Regions from separate parts of the Homo sapiens genome. Here region 1 is linked to region 2. Evidence: chromatin loops called from intact Hi-C (ENCODE). Cell type or tissue: psoas muscle. All regions are shown on one strand. Each heading gives the region's core, and the rest is flanking DNA. Links, peaks and the distances in the headings are about the cores only. Region 1 overlaps CENPU (centromere protein U). Region 2 overlaps PRIMPOL (primase and DNA directed polymerase).

What was found. A loop is a pair of places that touch in the nucleus more often than their neighbours do. Peaks named below come from ENCODE experiments on the same cell type or tissue, not always from the same donor. Only the 100,000 strongest peaks of a DNase experiment are listed, where the experiment ranks them.
Region 1: it touches region 2 in a loop (2.9-fold over the local background); 61 of 110 quality-filtered maps call a loop at or near these places.

The regions. Positions count from the first base shown.
Region 1 is chr4:184,725,962-184,728,461 of GRCh38, reverse strand. The region is part of intron 3 of CENPU (centromere protein U); the gene reads left to right. Among named protein-coding and RNA genes, the nearest start is that of CENPU, 6.9 kb to the left of the region's middle. In psoas muscle, for the core only: no CTCF peak of the experiment used is centred there; no DNase peak of the experiment used is centred there.
Region 2 is chr4:184,652,754-184,670,427 of GRCh38, reverse strand. PRIMPOL (primase and DNA directed polymerase) reads right to left here. Exons shown (of 14, transcript NM_152683.4): 3 at 13,108-13,346; 4 at 10,991-11,088; 5 at 8,525-8,654; 6 at 4,364-4,511. The coding sequence starts at 13,287. Among named protein-coding and RNA genes, the nearest start is that of PRIMPOL, 12 kb to the right of the region's middle. In psoas muscle, for the core only: no CTCF peak of the experiment used is centred there; a DNase peak (open chromatin) is centred at 14,377; H3K27ac peaks cover 2,391 bases.

The sequences.
Region 1 (2,500 bases), core at 1-2,500, 71 kb before region 2:
GCCAGGAGTGTGTGAGTTGTCAGGGTGGGCTGCTTGTGTCACTGGGCACTCCAGAAGCCAGAAATGACAGAGAAAATGCCATGTGTCCCCACATCTAGAACTGCAGTAGTCAGGCATTTTTGCTGGAATAAGTTTTAAGAGAATTTTGAAGGCTTTTGGTTTAATTTTTTGTTTAAAGAAAATATTATACATTTTATAAGGTGAAATGTATTCACCAGAATAATGTCTTTTATTATGACTTGATAAAAATGTCCTATTTGTCTAAAATCTAAATCTAAAAGATCTGAACCTAAAACCCCATAATTTTAAAAATGGAAATGAATTCACATACCATAAAATTCACCCTTTTAAGGTGTACATGTCATTGGTTTTTAATTTATTCACAAGGTTGTACAACCGTCTGCATTATCTAATTCCAGAAAATTGTTATCCTGTAGAGAACCCTGTACCCATGAGTGGTCACTCCCTCTTCCCCCTTCCTTCAAGCCCCTGGCAGCCATGAATCTCCTTCCTGTCTCTACAGATTTGCCATTTCTGGACATATCAGTGGAATCCTAGACTCTGGTCCTTTGTGACTGGCTTCTTTTACTTAGTTTTCAGGGTTTGTCCATGTTGTAACGTGTATCTACCTCATTCCTGTAAGTTTTTATAGCTCAGTGATACTCCATTGTTTGGATATACCGCAGCTTGTTACCCATTTATCAGTTACATTTGGGTGGTTTCTATTTTTTGGCCACTGTGAATAATACTGCTGTGAACATTTGTGTAAGAGTTTTTGTGTGGACTTTTTTCACTTCTCTTGGGCATATAGTGGGAGCAGAATTGCTGAGTCCTATGGTAATTCTATTTTTAACTTTTTGAGGAACTGTTTTACAAAGCGGCTGCACCACTTTACAATTCCATGGCAGTATATGAGAGTTCCCGTTTCTGCACACCTTCACCAAAACTTACTGAGTTTTTTATTCTAGCCATCCCAGCACCTCATTGTGGGTGTGAGTGTGTGTATGGGGTATGGGTGGTAAAATATAGTTTACCATATTAACCTTTTTTAAGTGTATTAACTCTGTAGCAGATAAATACATTCACGTTGTTGTGCAACCATCATCACCATCCATCTCCAGAACTTTTTCATCTTTCCTAACTGAAATGCTCCACCTATTAAACAACTTCCCATTCTTCCCTCCCCTCAACTCCTGGCAACCATCATTCTGTTTTCTAGGAATCTGATGTAAAAGGAAACATAGAATAGTTGGTTCTTTGGTAACTGGCTTATTTCATTTAGCATAATGTCTTCAAGGTTTATCTGTGTTGTAGCCTGAGTCAGAAATTTTTTTTTTTTTTTTTTGGAGACGAAGTCTTCCTCTGTCACCTAGGCTGAAGTGCAGTGGCGCGATCTCGGCTCACTGCAACCTCCACCTCCTGGGTTCAAGCAATTCTCCCTGCCTCAGCTTCCCGAGTGGCTGGGATTCCAGGCGCCCCCCCCCCCCACCCCCCAGGACCACCACCACCACGCCTGGCTAATTTTTGTATTTTTCAGTAGCGATGGGGCTTTGCCATATTGGCCAGGCTGGTGTTGAACCCTTGACCTCAGGTGGTCCACCTGCCTCGGCCTCCCAAAGTGCTGGGATTACAGACGTGAGCCACTGCGCCCAGCCAGAATTTCCTTTTTAAGCTGAAGAACAGTCTGTATGTACCACATTTTATTTTTATCTACTCATCTGTTAATGGACCCTTGGGTTACTTCTGCTTTTTGACTGTGAATAATTCTGCTATTAATACTAACATGAGTGTATCAATATCTGTTTGAGTCCCTGCTTTCTCCTCTTTTGGACATTTACCCAGAAATGGAATTGCTGGATCATATATATTTTATATTTTCAGGAATCACCATTTCCACAGTGCCTGTGTTCCCACCAGCAGGGCCCAAGGGTTTCAGTTTCTCCACATCCTTGCCTACACTTGCTATTTTCTGGGTGTTTGTTTGGGTGTGAAGTACTATCTCACTGTGGTTTTGATTTGTATTTCCCTAATTACTAATGGTGTTCAGCACCTTTTCCGTGTACTTATGGCTGACCATTTGCTTTTTTTTTCCCTTTGACCTTCTTATGTATGATTATTGGCCATTTGTATATTCTTTGAAGAAGTTTCTGTTCACCCTTTGCCCGTTTTTAAATTGGATTATTTGTCTTTTTATTATGAAGTTGTAAGAATCCAGTTTATGTGAGTGGTTATCTGTGGACGTTTGGGATTGTTCTATTTCTTTTTTCCCCCCTTGTTATTCACAGCAATAGAGTAAATAAATCCCTTTGCCTCGTGGAGGGCAATACAAAGTATACTACTAACTTAAAAATTGTGCAGTTGATATGTTCATTATTTAAGCAGCTGTTTAGTTGAAAAAATGTTGAAGTTTGCACTGTCATGCTAAACTTTGAGCATGAAGAAATGGTTGCTTGGCTCTTACCAGGCCCCCTTACAGCAGTTCAGCTCTGTCACCACTGGC
Region 2 (17,674 bases), core at 13,266-15,765:
ATGAAGGAGAGAAAGTAAACACCAAGTGAAAAGAAATCACAACATATCAAAGGACAACAAAGCCATATAAACCTAAACTGATAAAGCTAATTTTCCTGAAAACTTAACATTGCAGCTACTTGACCCCAGACAATAAGGGAAGAGAATGCATGGTTGCAGAAATGGTGGCAATGGCAGTGCTGGGGAGGCCACAGGTCTTGGAACCCTGGCATGGAGCGACCATGGCCAGGACCATGACTGATGACTGTCACTAGCATCAACGCTAACACACTGGTCCAGCAAACCACACTGCTTTCTACTTCCCTTCCAGGATCTTATTGCCCCCAACCCTCATGAGGACAGGAACTATCTAATTTGCTGGAAATAACTCAAAAGACTAGTCAGTCATAGAAATTTCAGGTATGACAGCAAACTGGCAGAAGAGTATTTTTAGGCAGATCAAGATCTATGATCTCTTACATTTAACTGAATTCTCTTTTCTGAAAGGCTGACAATAGCAACTAGAAATGTCATCAAAAGACACACTAAAGGAAGAAACAAGGAAAAATTCTGAATTACTTCATATTCTCTGCACCTCTGGCTCTGGCAGCTCCTAATTCTAGGGGAAAGGGGCTGAGCTGGCAGCCCAGGAGAAGGCCTGATCGCATCTCTCTAGCCACACTAGACCATTCACTGTCCCCAAATGAGCCACGCACTCTTATCTCTATAGTTTTGCTTATGTTGTTCTGACTGTAAAGGCTTTCTTACCTTTGACTATACAATGAAATCTTACTGAAAGCCCAGATGAATGCCATCTGCTTTCAGAAGATACCTGTAGCAGAAACTGCTGGTACCTCACAAATTTCTATTCTCTCCTTCTTCCTGAGCAAGAGATTCTCAGCTTTCGGCCTGTGGCTAGTAGCCATGGAGCAGACGATGACCAGTACACGGCAAGCAAAGAAACAGCCTGTTTGGCACTCTGCCTCCACACCCTGACGGCAGTCCCTCCTCACTATTCACGCTTCATTTGGAAGGGATTTATTCAGATACCACTGGGCATGAAGGCCACACACTGCAGAAAGGCAGCGAGCACGGGGGCTGGAGTCAGAGACAGCTCAGTGTCTGTTTTGGCTTTGCCATCTGCCAGCTCTGTGACTTTGGTCAAATCTAAACCTTAACATTCCCCAGCTGCTTAACAGGAGTAACAACAGCACCTACCTTTTGGAGTTGCTGTAAGGAGTAAACAAGAAAATGAAACTAAGGACTTAGCACAGTGCCTGGCACATGTAACTGCTTAAAAAGCCTTTGTTGTGCAGCCTTAGGACAAGTCCCTAAAGGTATTTATTAATGCCTTCTGAATGAATGCACGAATGGTAAGGAGGACCAGGTGAACAGACCACATCGTGTCAGACAGCAGCATCAGCAAGTGCAAAGGCCCAAGCGCTACAGAAAATGTGGCCCATGATAGGAGCTGAATGAAAAGGGCAGGGTGGCGGGAGATGAGGCTGCCGACTTGTATTTATAATCGCTTTTAATAATTAATAATATTAGTAATTAATAATATTATTAGTAATATTATTGATAATGATATTTTTATTATGGGCTAAGCTCTGGAAATACCAAAGTAAGAAACAGTCCCTGCCCTAGAGAAACATTAAGTAGAATAGAGGAGATGACAAAGAAAACAGGAAATGACCTCAGGAAGTGGTAAATGCTTTGACACCATAAGCCCTGGACGTTCTCTGCAACCCAGAGGAACACTAATCCAAGTAAGGCTTAGGGTTTGAGATATGACAGAAACAGCTTCTCACATAGCTTGACGTCTACAGAATCCTAACAGGCCAGGTGAATCTGGAGGCACAACGGTTTAGACAGCAGCATCAAAAGGTTCAAAGGCCCATGGACTAGAGGAAATGTGGCCCAGGACAGGAGCTGAATGCAAAGGGCAGGGTGGCAGAAGATGAGGCTGGAGCACAGCGGGCCTCGCTTTGCAAGCTACGGCATCCATGCTTTTGCCTGAAGGCAGCGAATAATCACTGGAGGGTTTGAGGCACACAGGTGGCAGAATCAGCGCACTCTAGCCAGCTGACTGGCTAAGTAGGGCGAGAGGCACAGAGAGGGCAAGGATGATACCAACGTGTCTACTTGGGTAACTGGTGACACCACTCACTGATACACACATCACGGAGAAGATGTGACTCTGGGGAAGGATGAGGAGCTCAGCACAGGACATGCCAAGTTGGAACCATCTGTGTGGGGAGTGTTTAGAGGCAGTTGGCTGGATGGGTCTGACGTCTAGAACAATCTGGGCTGAAGATAAAGATTTCAGAGTCATCAACATAGATGCATATCAAAGCCATGATGGTGGCTGATCATCAAGGGTGAGGATAGAGTGGGAAGAGGGTCAAAGATGGACTCTACCATTACTAATATCTGAAGGATTGTGAGAAAACATTTTAAATGGTTCATTTTCAAGCCATGATAAATCTAAGTACCGGCAGCCAGCCTGCAAATGTAACAAACCACACGGCTCATGCACCTAGAAAGTCTTAATAAGTGAACAGAATGTAGAGGAGGGGTCAGCCCATAAAAAGGAAGAAAGTTTGTTATTGGAAAATCAAAACTCAAGTGGGGAAGGGGATGGGGTATAACCTTATAAGGGGGATAATGAAACTTAGGTGATGTCTGGAAAGATTGTTAACCCCATAGTACTCAGCCAATGAGGAACTGGGGGAGGGACTTGCGTGCTAGGAGATAAATTACCTGCTGTAACTGCCCTGAATGTGCCTGTCTACCAGACACCCAATCTTGTAAGGCCGTTATTAAAAGTCTCACTTTCGGCCAGGCACGGTGGCTCACGCCTGTAATCCCAGCACTTTGGGAGGCCAAGGCGGGCAGATCACAAGGTCAGGGGATCAAGACCATCCTGGCTAACCTGGTGAAACTCCGCCTCTACTAAAAATACAAAAACTTAGCCGGGCATGGTGGCACACGCCTGTAGTCTCAGCTACTCGGGAGGCTGAGGCAGGAGAATCGCTTGAACCCGGGAGGCGGAGGTTGCAGTGAGCCAAGAACGTGCCACTGCACTCCAGCCTGGGCGACAGAGCGAGACTCTGTCTCAAAAAAAAAGTCTCACTTTCACTGTTCTCCATGCCTCTAAGTCCATTCTTTGGGTTTGGATGGGTGACTGTGTTTCTCACAGGATGAGGGAGAGAGACTGAGAAGGAACGTCCAGCTGAGCTACCAGGAAACAGGCAGGTGACGAGAGCCTTGTGAAAACAGCATGCTGGGTCTCTGTGGCCACCTTCCCCTAATCCAGAAATCAGGTTCCTGGCTTTCATGCCAGTGCTTTAGTGACCATGTCCACGCCTTTTACTCTAGGTGGCCGTGAAACTCTAAGACGCTAGCAGCTCTGAACTGAATTACCTGTTACCTGAGCTTCAGTCAATCATCTGCTGTTTGGACTCTTGTCCCACCCCTGCTTTGATAAGCACTCAGGATTTGGCTTTTATTCAGACCTTCATATGGTGTTCCCATTCTAACTATGTGTTTCTCCTTTGGACTGACTTTGTTTTACACCTGGGCCCAGGCCTGAGATAAATAATCTGGTTTCACTTTCAGACTCGTACATCTAGAATTATCCCAACCCTGAAGCTCTGCCTGGAACAATAAACAAGCCATCTTTGATACGACCTGGGACCGAAGCCCCAAAGCAAGGCCGAAGCAAAGGTCAGAAATCCAGAAATGAGATTGCAGATAAGGCTTGAAATGGAAAGGCCTCTCATGCACTTTCCAGGAAACTGAAATAAATCATGTTGGAGCAGAAACCACTATCTGGACATGGATGGCCATCCCAGTATCTAGGATTAGAGATGCAAATGCCAAAGATGTCCTGAATAGGTTGATGTGTCTAGAACAGAAAGACAGGTCCAAAGCTAAGGGAACATCTTGAAAACATGAAGAAACACATTGCCATTATTTTTTTTGAGACAGGGTCTCACTCTGTTGCCTAGGCTGGAGTGCAGTGGTGTGATCCTGGCTTACTGCAACCTCTGCCTCCTGGGTTCAAGCAATCCTTGTGCCTCAGCATCCCGAGTAGCTGGGACTACAGGCATGCACCACCATGCCCGGCTAATTAGTAGAGACAGGGTTTTGCCAGCTTGGCCAGGCTGGTCTCAAACTCCTAGCCTCAAGTGAGCCGCCCACCATGGCCTCCCCAAGTGCTAGAATTGCAGGTGTGAGCCACTGCACTCAGCCTACATCGCATTTTTTAGGATAAGTTAATGACCATAAAACTTGATAAGTACACACAAAATTTTAAGAGGAATAAGAACATATGAGTTTTGAATACAACTCCATGATTTTTAAAAAGCCGTGTACTTACCAACATGAATATTATCTTTAAATGCCACATCATGGAGCTGAAATATTAAATGCCGGCTGAATTTTTCATCAGTGCTAGAATCCAAGTTCAAAACATCTTCAGCTGAGCAATTAACACCGTATAACTCTTGAAGTGCTTTACACACATACTAAAAACACAAGTAAAATGCAAATAATTTATATTTTTTGTTTTAAAATTTTTCTATAAGCAATAAGCATCTCTTTATATATCATCTATGAGTTAAAAAGTCATTAATTTCTGATCAGGCGTGGTGGCTCATGCCTGTAATCCCAGCACTTTGGGAGGCCAAGGCGGGCAGATTACTTGAAGTCAGAAGTTTGAGACCAGCCTAGCCAACATGGTAAAACCCAGTCTCTACTAAAACCATAAAAATTAGCCAGGCGTGGTGGCAGGTGTCTATAAGTCCCAGCTACTCAGGAGGCCGAGGCAGGAAGATCACCTGAACCCAGGAGGCGGAGATTGCAGTCAGCCAAGATGGTGCCACTGCACTCCAGTCTGGGTGACAGTGTGAGACTCCATCTCAAAAAAAAAAAAAAAAAAAGTCATTAATTCATTTTTTTTAATGGTTTTAATTACCAGAAAGTGTCTAGTTCATATTGAGCCTGACTCCAGCTCTAAGAATACAGCCTCTGAGACTACAAGGCACTGGGCATGAAGGCCATGCACAATAGAAAGGCAGCAAGCACGGGGGCTGGAGTCAGAGACAGGTCAGTGTCAGTTTTGGCTTTGCCATCTGCCAGCTCTATGGCTTTGGTCAAATCTAAACCTTAACATTTCCCAGCTGCTAAACAGGAATAATAATAGCAGCTACCTTTTGGAGTTGCTTTAAGGAATAAAAAAGAAAATGGAAATTTTTAGCACATGTAACTGCTTAAAAAAGCCTTGGTTGTGCAGCCTTAGGACAAGTCCCTAAAGCTTCAATTTTCTCATTTGCAAAATGAAGCTACTAAGAACTACCATGCAATATTATCTTGACATGAGCAAAAATGTTTATGAACTGCCGTCAGTTTAGATACCTCAAAGTTACGCAATAAACTGTATTTTTAATGATATTTTGGGATTCTTCTAACACCACACTGTCCTCATGCCCTCTGGCTTTACTCTTCTGTAAATTCTTTCTCAGAGAGGGCTTCCTTGATTTCCCTCTCTACATCAAATTCCCCCTACATACTCTTTTTCTCTTTATAGACTTACAATTTTAGGTTGATTTATGTGATTAGTTTGACATGTTTCCTCTGTATTACAGGGGCTCTTCCTCCATATTTGTTCTCTCCCTCTGTAGAAGCAGAATCCCAATTTTTTAGCTAGATTGGAGGCCATCCAGAACAAAGACTACATTTCCCAGGCTCCTCTACAGCAGGGTGTGGCTGCTAAGTCTGGCCAATGGGACGTGAGAAGGAAAGTATGCCACTTCTAAGTGATCCTCTAACAGGCAAAGGGCGTACCGTCCCCTTCTCCATTTGTACTGACTAGAATGCAGACACAGTGGTATGAGCCATCTTGGACAATGGAAGAAGGCAACATCTTAGGGACAGCAAAGCAACAAGCCTAGTCCCTAACAGTACGGAGCCACATTAGATATTACTTGGGGGAGAAATAGGTTTCTGTCTTGTTTAAGCCAGTTTAATTTTGGGTCTTTATTATGGCAGCTAAATCTATCCTAACGTATTATCCTCCATTAGACTACAAAGTGTATGCCATCAGACATTATGTCTCTTTGACTTACCACTTGGTAATCCTAGTGCCTGGGCACAGTGCCTGACACTTAGTAGGGACTAAAAACTATTTGATGAATGAAGTCGACTTCTGTACTTTCGGAGCTACAGAGAATAAATTTAGTGATGCTTTAGGTAGGACAAGTAATCATATTCTCCTAAATTCTATTTCCCAAGATTAACTTTAATTAAAACTTTAAGTTACTTAAATAATTAAATTATAAAATCCAGAAGTTAAACTTACATGAGTGGACAATGTTGCCCTGAAATGTGGTCCTAATAAAATACATTAGCACCAGAATTCATTCTAACTGTGGAGAAGGGGCTTATTGAAATGTGTCAGTTTAGCCACTGAACCACAGGGTATTTTACATTATCACCAATTATTATTAACCATCTGCTAAATTAGCATAAGAGCTAACCTAATTATGCCTCCTCACAGTAAGACTCAAAGGAAAAAGTACTTACTGGATTATAAACTTATTGCATACAAAGTAACCAATAAATGAAATTAATTTCAATGTAATCATTATAAAAAGCATTATATTAAGTAAAGTAATCCAATGAGAACTGTTCTATCAACATGGTAAACATGTTAAATAAAAATGCTGTATAATTTTGAACTTCGATTTCTACAGTTTCTTCCAACAGTTTTGCTGATGCAGAAGATTAGCTGCTCAAGACTCATTTGGATAAAGTAGTATAAAGAATAAGGAGAAAAAAATTCTAAACACCTACATGGTCTTTGCCATACCAGTGTTTATTAATATGTGTTACAAATGAAATTTGCTCCAGTGTTCATTTCATTAGAAATATTTCTAGTTTCTAATGCAATGTGGTACTTCTTTGCTAATATGCAATGTTAAGTGGCAGTGAAAATCTCTGAATCGAGGTTCCTTGTAGCCCATGGAGAAACTACACAAGAAATCTTACTTTAGACTGTAGAAGAAAGTCAATACTTATGAATTACTAAAAACATAATTAGGCCAGGCACAATGGCTCGCGCCTATAATCCCAGCACTTTGGGAGGCGGAGATGGGTGTATCACTTGAGGCCAGGAGTTCAAGAACAGCCTGGCCAACATGGCAAAACCCTATCTCTACTAAAAATACAAAAATTAGCCAGGTATGGTGGCACACACCTGTAATCCCAGCTACTCGGGAGGCTGAGGCAGGAGAACTGCTTGAACCTGGGAGGCAGAGATTGCAGTGAGCTGAGATCACACCACTGCACTCCAGTCTGGGTGACAGAGCTAGACTCTGTCTCAGAAATAATAATAATAATAATAATAATAATAATAATAATAATAAAGGTTTAAAATTAAACAGAATTTACCAGCTGTAATGAAATAAGCATCTAAATTTATTTTTAAGGGTTCAATGGCTATTTGAAGAAAAATATAATTTGGGGTTTTTTTTGGGGGTGGTGGGGGACTTTATATATATTTCTTCTGCTTCAAAGCCAGGATAAAGCTAACATTCTATATATTTTTTAAATAGCATTCACATACATTTTCACAAAGATTTAAAATCAAGCATGTAGAGGTCCAACAGAGAATACTAGCAGATATTCTTTATCAAAAACATTTTAATCTGGATATATTTTAAAAGTTATAAAATGGGTAATCTATAACATTATTATTCAGTTAACATTTAAAAGAAAAATAGCTAGTCAGTAAGTGTCAGTACCTACACTTAGGCTGAATAATAGTCAATACAATTTTAACACAACTTCCTGTGATACAATCTGAAAATTTTTTTTGAAATAATCCTAATAGAACTTAGCTGCACAAGTCCATGCTATTCCTTTTATTAGTAACTTCCTGGTTGACACAGCTAAATCAAAAATAAAGAACTACAGTATTTTTTCTCTTAGTTAAAAATAGTAACTATATTTTTAGACAAGATTTTACCATTACTAGCTGTAGGACCTTGAATAGGAATTAGTTTCGTCTGGGCCTTAATTTCCTCATTTTGAAAGGGACAAGATAAGATGATTTCCAAAATTCCTGCAAGCTTGAAAATTCTAATACTATTTGTAGTCAGTGTTCTTGAGGTTCATCTCAGTACCCAATTTTTACAGTAAAAATTATTTTGCCTGGTTTTACCAAAGTCAGCTATTCGTAATGGAAGTCAGAGAATTAATATATAATTTTAAAATATAGAAAATTTTCAAACTGACATCTTTTTCAAAGCATTTTTTTTACCAGACAGCAAAATTGCAAACTATATGAACACAAATTGAACTTTCCTTCCTTTTCACAGTTTACTCATACAAGTAATATTAAAAAATCCTAAAGTCAAAAGGAAGAGTAGCAAGAAAAAGAAGAGATACAGAACCTACTATTATGTAGGCTGAATTCACTGAATGAATAAGCCAATGAAGAGATGGATAGAAATAAGAAAAACTTGAGTTGGCCATTTACCTCAATGAGTAATGCAACCATCTTTTTCCCATCAGCTCCTGGGTTGGCAGGTTTGTTAAATTCCAAATCAAAATAAAGCTTGCACACAGCATTTTCAGGAATAACTTCATAGCAGTGTAAGAGATTTTTTCTAAATTGAATAATTCAAGATTGTTAAATTGATATATTATACCTTTATTGATTGATTGATTGACTGACTGAGACTGAGTCAGCTCTGTTGCCCAGGCTGGACTGCAGTGGTGTGATCTCGGTTCACTGCAACCTCCTCCTCCTGGGTTCAAGCGATTCTCCTGCCTCAGCCTCCCGAGTAGCTGGGACTACAGGCACACGCCACCACGCCTGGTTAATTTTTGCATTTTTAGTAGACAGGGTTTACGCCATGTTGGCCAGGCTGATCTTGAACTCCTGGCTTCAAGTGATCCACCTGCCTCAGCCTCCCAAAGTGCTGGGATTACAGACATGAGCCACCACGCCCAGCCTCTATCTTATACCTTTTAAATCATGGCAGTCTATCTTACATTGCAAGTACTGTGTTAACTGTGCTTTCACTACATACAAGTATGAAATAAGAACATGATAAAATGAACTGTTCACCATAGGTTTATGGCTCATCTTATCAAGGGTTTCCATCAAGCAAAATGCAACAATTATATCCTGTAACATTATTTAACTAGAAAATACAGTCAATCTTACAGTGTTATTTATTCACAGATGAGTTTGATATTGTGTAATACCTCTATATTTGTTTTTAGTGTCACCATGAAACAAATTTTCTTTGAAAAAAAATGTTCTTTTCAGGATTCCATATTCTTGGGATTCCATGAATTTTCCATGAGAATTTTTAAATTCTGTATTTTCATTGGAAGATAATATTTTAAAAATTGCTTAAAAAATTCTGAATCACCTGACTTTGATAAGCTCCCAACGCTCATGTTTGCAGTTACATTCTTTCTGGCATTAAGAGGAATGACTTTGACATGGGTTAAATAGGGAGAGATGCTGACTTAATTTGCAAATGATAATTTGGGCTAAGTGATATTCAGATGGCATCCTATACAAATTAAGGACTTCTAGTAATTTGAAGAGGGAAAAGTTATGTGAAAATTGTATCATCAGGTGGTACAGGTAGTGGAGGAACTCAACACACACATACACATACATACATACACACCCTGTAGCAGTCAGTTCCATATTTACATGGGAAGATGAGACTGAGTTTCAGCAAAACATCTGTCACATTGTCTTAATGATTTTCATTCAACTCTAACTGGTGTTGCATGTATATCAACATAAATAAATCCAGTTTCATATTTGAAGCTACTTAGCAACATTTGAATAAAAGTATTCTAAATCAATATAGGGCATGCTAACAATTTACTCTCCTTTTCCACACATTACTCAAGTCTGAGAAATACTTGAATACGGCTGGGTGCGGTGGCTCATGCTGGTAATCCCAGCACTTTGGGAGGCCGAGGCAGGCAGATCATCTGAGGTCAGGAGCTCGAGAGCAGCCTGACCAATATAATGAAATCCCGTCTCTACTAAAAATACAAAAATTAGCCAGGCGTGGTGGCAGGCACCTGTAATCCCAGCTACTTGGGAGACTGAGACAGGAGAATTGCTTGAACTCAGGGAGGTTGCAGTGAGCTGAGATTGTGCCACTGTACTCCAGCCTGGGCAACAAGAGTGAAACTGTCTCAAAAAAAATTTTTTAAATTAAAAAAAAGAAAGAAAAAAAAAAAGAAATACTTGAATAGATCACTCAGTCAAAATAAAGCTAATAAGCCAGGTACAGTGGCTCACACCTGTAATCCCAACACTTTGGGAGGCCGAGGTGGGTGGATTACCTGAGGTCAGGAGTTCAAGATCAGCCTGGTCAACATGGTGAAACCCCGTCTCTACTAAAAACATAAAAATGAGCCAGGCATGGTGGTGGGCACCTGTAATCCCAGCAACTCGGGAGCCTGAGGCAGAACAACGACTTGCACTCGGGAGGCAGAGGCTGCAGTGAGCCGAGACCATGGCACTGCAGACCAGTCTGGGCAACAAGAGTAAAACTCCATCTCAAAAAAATTAAAAAATTAAAACTAAAGCTAATAACAAATAATTTAAAATAGTAATAATAAAGTCAAGATAAAGCAGATATTTCATTACTAGGTAAGTAACATAAATATTCCTTTGTGATTAATAGTATAATTTAATACCTGTTTGCAAAAGAGAAATTTCAAAACTCCCTTTGAGTACACGCATATATTCGTGTATGTGCATGATTATTTTCTCCCAGCACCTGGTGAGATACTCAAGCATTGCTATGACAAGAAAACTCCAGAATTCAATTCTAAGAGCAACTAATAGTGTGGTCACGAACTGTGGAAGCCAATTCAGCCTGAACTAATTTCACCAAAATTCCTAGGCAAAGGAAATGGAACTCTAGCTTAATGTGTGGTTCTGCTGCATGCTACCTACCTGGATTTATAGTAAAACCAAAATTCAGCATAGGTTGTCACAAGGTAAATACGTTGTCCATCTCCTACTTTGCATTCCAAAGCAAATACATGAACGTCCTGCATAAAATCAAAAAAGAATTCAGAAAAATTCACAAAATGCAAACCTAAACTCAACTGTAGCTACTGAATGTTCATAAAGAATTTTTCATTCAAGTTTTCAGAAACTGTAATTTGAACATTTGTATTATTAAAAACAAGACAAATAGTCACTAGGTTTATGCCATTCAAAATCTAATTATACCTATTTTTTAATCATTCATACAAAAGGTGAAAACAATTAGAATATGCAGACCAAAGAGAAAAAAGGAGAGAAACCACTCTTAAAAATATTACTTGTATGACTTCCTATGATAGTTTTATTTCTTAGTTTATGAAATTAAACTTATTTTTCAAAACTACTTATTATTATAAATGATTTGGGCTAAAATTGATTAGTAAATTCCCCAGTACATAAAAAAATGTATGTAGGAGCCTTTTTTTTTTTTTTTTGAAACAGAGTCTTGCTCTGTTGCCCAGGCCGGAGTGCAGTGGCGTGATCTCGACTCACTGCAACCTCTGTCTCCCAGGTTTAAGCGATTCTCCTGCCTCAGCCTCCCAAGTAGCTGGGATTACAGGTGCCCACCACCACGCCCGATTAATTTTTTGTATTTTTAGTAGAGACGAGGTTTCACCATGCTGGGCAGGCTGGTCTCGAACTCCTGACCTCAAAGTGATCTGCCTGCCTCAGCCTCCTAAAGTGCTGGGATTACAGGCATGAGCCACCGCACCCAGCCGGAACCATTTTTTTAAAGGTTAATTACTGCGGTAGTTGTTTAAATATAACTGCTCATGCCTCCTGCCATAAGGGTTCTTCTAATAGAGGAATACATCCACAAGTTCTTTTGTTTCCTCTTAGCTAAAGGTAGCTGGTGAGCATATTTTTCTTTTCATGAGTGAAAAATCACAGGACTCAGTTGCTTAACCCTAACAAAAACCTTTTTGAAATAAATTTTATAGACTGGTGATTAGCAAGTCCAACAAGCATACCCCTATCTATATCTTTTTAAAATTCAAGTTCAAATGAATCTGTCAGTATTTTAATTTCTGCTGCTTGAATTAGGTTTACCCAAAATGCCTAAGAAAGGTATTTCTTAAACCATTCTCATGAGATTTGAGTAAGCCTACCCTTACTAGAGAAAGAGAGGTCCTTCTAAAACTTCCAGCACTTGGAGATTTTATACAGCAACAGTGATCAGACTCACAGCACACTTATGCTATCATATAAGCATCTTATCGTTTCTTTCATATTTCTTTACATTCCCCACAGTGCCCCAAAAAAAAAAAAGAATGTGCAATACACATCTGTTGCTTGATTTAGTGATATTTATTTATTTATTTATTTATTTATTTATTTATTTATTTTTGAGATGGAGTTTCGCTCTTGTTGCCCAGGCTGGAGTGCAATGGCGCGATCTCGGCTCACAGCAAACTCCGCCTTCCGGGTTCAAGCCATTCTCCTGCCTCAGCCTTGGGAGTAGCTGGGATTACAGGCATACGCCACCACACCCGGCTAATTTTGTATTTATAGTAGAGACAGGGTTTCTCCATGTTGGTGAGGCTGGTCTCAAACTCCGGACCTCAGGTGATCCACCCGTCTCGGCCTCCCAAAGTGCTGGGATTACAGGCATGAGCCACCTCGCCCGGCCAGTGATTTTTATTTTTCAGCACCATGTTCTTTGAAAGGCTGACACTTCTTTCTCCTACTTGCTTACTGTGTTGAAATAAATATGGTTCCCCTCCCTCTAAGCATAAAGCTTCATTTAAATATCATCACAATTTTTAAAAACTAATTGGTACTAGATGTGTCATTCTTTTTCATTACTAATATAAATTAAATGGTTAATGATTCACAGGAATATTTTTCCTAAATCACATGCCATTAAGATTGCCATTAAATTTTCTTGGTAGAATACATGGCCTGAAATGAAGACAAATAATAGACTTTTTTTTTTAAAGAACTGAAATTATAATGAAGAAGAAGAAGAAAGAAGAGGAAGTGGAAGAGGAGGAAGAAGAAGAGGAGGAGGAGGAAATTACTTCTTTACAGCTTTTAACAAAATTAAAAGCTTGAGCTTGTCGATGAAATAGTCTCCAGATGGAGGGTGGTTCTTCTGGCTTGGACAATCTTGGTCTATACACTGAGGACAACGGTTTCCTCTCATAATGAGATGCTCGTTCTTCAATTTGCTTCAGTTTTGCTTCCCATTTTCTATTCATTGGTTCAGAAGTGTGGAGAGAATAAATCCTATCCCACGTAATATTTCTATCAATTACTACTAAAACAAACAACAAACAAAAAGGCCATTAATTTCTTTGTTTAGAATATATTTTGTTTGATAAAGTTTCAAAACTCACTTCCTGACACTTATTTTCTTGTTTATTCTTTGCATGAAGTTTTACCACAGAATGAGAGCAAGGCTGGTTATCAGAAATTCTTAGATCCTGGTTCTTCATCTAATGGTATTATGACCTTGGACAGGTTAATGAAGCGCCCTGAATCTTAGTTTAATCAACTGAAAAATGGGAATCAATATCATCTTGAGTACTTTATATACTTAGCTTGAAGATAAATGTGGTAAGACATAAGCAATCTCTAAATTACAAAGCCTCATGTAAATATATGTGCTTTTTGTATCACTGTGGTTTTTACTATAACCATTTTATTGTATCACGTGCTATGACCTTGTCCACCCATTCTTGTGCTATTATTTCTCAGTGTAGAATTCATTTCTAGATACCAATGTACAGCTCTTAGTTCCCTTTTCCTCTGTTTCTGTCCATGTCTCCTCTTCTCTCTCAACACAACTTTTAGTTGGGCTAGTTTTGGATGTCTGTAGTAATGGATGATTTTTCTTTCTATATAATACTTCCATGTCAACCACGCCAGAGTAAGGGGGCCAGGCAATAATTTTCCAATTTGGGATTATAATTCATTTACAAAAGAAAAAGAATAGGTTTTTAGAAGAGTGGGAAAACTTTCACTCTAGATTAAAAACAGCCAAATCAGCCACAAACCCCTTGCCATTTTTCCCATCAAGAGATGGCACCTAAACTCACTCTCGTACTGACTCTCAGCTTGGCCATATGACTTGTTTTGGGCCAACATCACATTGACAAAAGTGAAGCAAGCAGAGGTTTAACGAGTGCCTTTGCAGCAGACTTGGTTATCCCAGAGTCCTGCCCTGAGATTGCCATGCCATAACTCTAGCCTCATAGAGGATGAAAGCCCACATGGAAAAGAACCAAGGAATTGCAGCCAACAGCCAGCATAAGCAGTCTGATATGTGAGCTGGGCCATTCCGGACATCCAGCCGTCATCTGAATTCAACGCATTAGTAAGCCTGAGTCCCAGAGAGACCTATCAAACTGCCCAGCCAACCCACAGAGCTATAAGAAAAAAATAAATTTGGTTGTTTTGTCTTTTTTAAGCCAGTAAGTTTGGGGCTGGCTTTGACATAGAAATAGGTAATTAATAGAGTTCCTCTCTTCATTAATATCATCTCTGCCATAATTTACCTATGTGGAAAACAGATATATTGGGGCTTTTTTGAAGTGAAATAATATGTACTAAATCATTTAACAGTGAAGTCCTATTTCTTTGGTAACACATTTGTGCTTATTGAGTTGATAAACATTGTCTTGAATTTTAGCAGAAAACTTTGCAGCAACACAAACTCATTGGCAAATGAGTATTTCCTGGAAGGAAAACCAGAATCTCCCTAAAAGATTAAGAAAGGGGGCCAGGCGCGGTGGCTCCTGCCTGTATTCCCAGCACTTTGGGACGCTGAGGCGGGTGGATCATGAGGTCATGAGTTCGAGACCAGCCTGACCAAGATGGTGAAACCCCGTCTCTACTAAAAATACAAAAATTAGCTGGGCATGGTGGTGGGCACCTATAATCCCAACTACTCGGGAGGCTGAGGCAAGAGAATAGTTTGAACCAGGAGTGGAGGTGCCAGTGAGCCGAGATCGCACCACTGCACTCCAGCCTGGGTGACAGGGCAAGACTCCATCTCAAAAAAAAAAAAAAAAAGATTACGAGAGGGTAGACCAGGCGCCGTGGTTCATGCCTGTAATCCCAGCACTTTGGGAGGCAGAGGAGGGCGGATTACCTGAGGTCAGGAGTTCGAGACCAGCCTGACCAATATGGTGAAACCCCGTCTCTACTAAAAATACAAAAATTAGCCAGGCGTGGTGGCGGGCACCTGTAATCCCAAATACTTGGGAGGCTGAGACAGGAAAATTGCTTGAACCCAGGAGGCAGAGATTGCAGTGAGCTGAAATTATGACACTGCACTCTAGCCTCCTGAGTAGCTGGGACTACTCCATCTCAAAAGAAAAGAAAAAAAAAAGGGATAGTACATCATGACCTTGTTAGAAAAAAAACAAAGGCATATTATCCGCAGATTTCAAATTTGACATCAATCGTAACAGACCTAAGAAAGATATTCTCTCAGAGTTATACCTAATCCACATATAAAGTATATACTAGGAAACAGAAATATAATTCTAAAGGTACTAACATAAATTTCATAACAGGTATGCTTAGGGAAAATATCAATTCACTGGATGGAGGAGATGAAGCAATTTTTTTAAAAACTGCTTCAGCCGGGCGCGGTGGCTCACGCTTGTAATCCCAGCACTTTCGGAGGCCAAGGCAGGCGGATCACAAGGTCAGGAGATCGAGACCATCCTGGCTAACACAGTGAAACCCTGTCTCTACTAAAAATACAAAACAAATTAGCTGGGCGTGGTGGTGGGTGCCTGTAGTCCCAGCTACTCAGGAGGCTGAGGCAGGAGAATGGCGTGAACCCGGGAGGCAGAGCTTGCAGTGAGCCAAGATCGTGCCACTGCACTCTAGCCTGGGCAACGGAGCGAGACTCTGTCTCAAAAAAAAAAAAAAACTGCTTTAACTTGTCAATACAAAGTGATATGGCTCCTTATTGCTAGATTCTGAGTATTCAGTTACTTTGATCTGCTTCACGTGCAGCTAAAAATCTGCTATACTTAGATAAACCTAATTGAGAAACTGACTTTCTATCATGAAGTTTATTAACTTTTAACAAAGTCCATTGATTATTAGTGAAGAAAATAAATACAGAATGCAATCACATCTGAATCTAGCTAGTATCTACCAATAACTGACTACAAATGACTATGTGGATATTCGTACTTCGTGACACTGAAATTTTATCATGAAAAATTGTTTGATTTTGTAAAAGTCTTGGTAGGACCACGGGAGTATGTCATACAGGAACATCATGGAGTCACAATGAAAAAACAGCTTAAGACTCACTGAACTGGGGAAACCATGAGCATCAACAGAAGAAGAAAGAGAAGTTCAGTATATGTCATGCCCCCTTCATATCTGCACAGCTTGAAAATTTTAACAGCTGGGTTGAGCATCAGAAGACAACTGGGGCTTGGTGTAGTCCAGCAGGAGGGTTGAATTACAAAAAGCAAAGGAAATGGAGAACAGTAAGGCATCTGGCATTCTGGTTTGGGACTATCACATTCCTCATCCCTCCCCTCTGGGGGAATATGTCACCATATTAGAAATGCTTTTCATTCCCGGTGGTGAAAGAGTGTTGTCTTTCTTTTACATAATTGTGTATCAAAGCTCCTTTCCACTCAGGGACTGTAACTATTTTTGGTAAGTTTCCAAGTTCCGAAGGAAAACTTTTATTGTATTTTAAAAGATTGGGCTCCGCCCGGTGCAGTGGCTTGCACCTGTAATCCCAGCACTTTGGGAGGCCCAGGCGGGTGGACCACAAGGTCAGGAGTTCGAGACCAGCCTGGCCAACATGGTGAAACCCCATCTCTACTAAAAAACAAAATAAAAGATTGGGCTCAAAGAGTTTCTATTATTTAATTCTTAACATTGCACAGAATGTTTGTTTAACCATGTTTGATTATTTAAGCATGGTTGATACTGATCTTTCAACCAAAGGGGGTCAAGCTAGAAAAAAGGCTATGTTAGTTCTTTTCGAGTAACTATAGTGGGAGAAGAGGCAGCAGGGATGGAAGGGGAGAGATGACGCAGACCTAAGTAGCCCCAGCTTCCCTGCGTTTATGCCCAGCCTTGCCCAGCTGTGACACTTGATGGTCTGGATTCCAGGAGCAGCTGAAGGAGGGGGCACATGCTTCCTATTTACCAGTTTCTGGGGGGACCTGAAGCCAGCCTGGCCATGGTTCTTCCTAGCCTAGTTCTCTCAGTTTCTTTCTTTCTCACCTACCTACCTTCCTTCCTTCCTTCTTCTTTCCCTCCTTCCTTCCCTTCTTTCCTTCCTTCCTTCCCTTCTTCCTTCCTTCCTTCCTCCCTCCCTCTTCTTTCCCTTCTTTCCTTCCTTCCTTCCCTTCTTCCTTCCTTCCTTCCTCCCTCCCTCTTCTTTCCCTTCTTTCCTTCCTTCCTTCCCTTCTTCCTTCCTTCCTTTCTCCCTTCCCTCCTTCCTCCCTCCCTCCCTTCTTTCCCTTCTTTCCTTCCTTCCTCCCTCCTTTTCTTTTTTCTTTTTTTCTCATCACTGGTCAATTCCTATTCCCCAACTCCAAATTCTCCCTCTACCCTGAGATTAGATTCATCAGTATTTTGCATTTTCTGCCAATA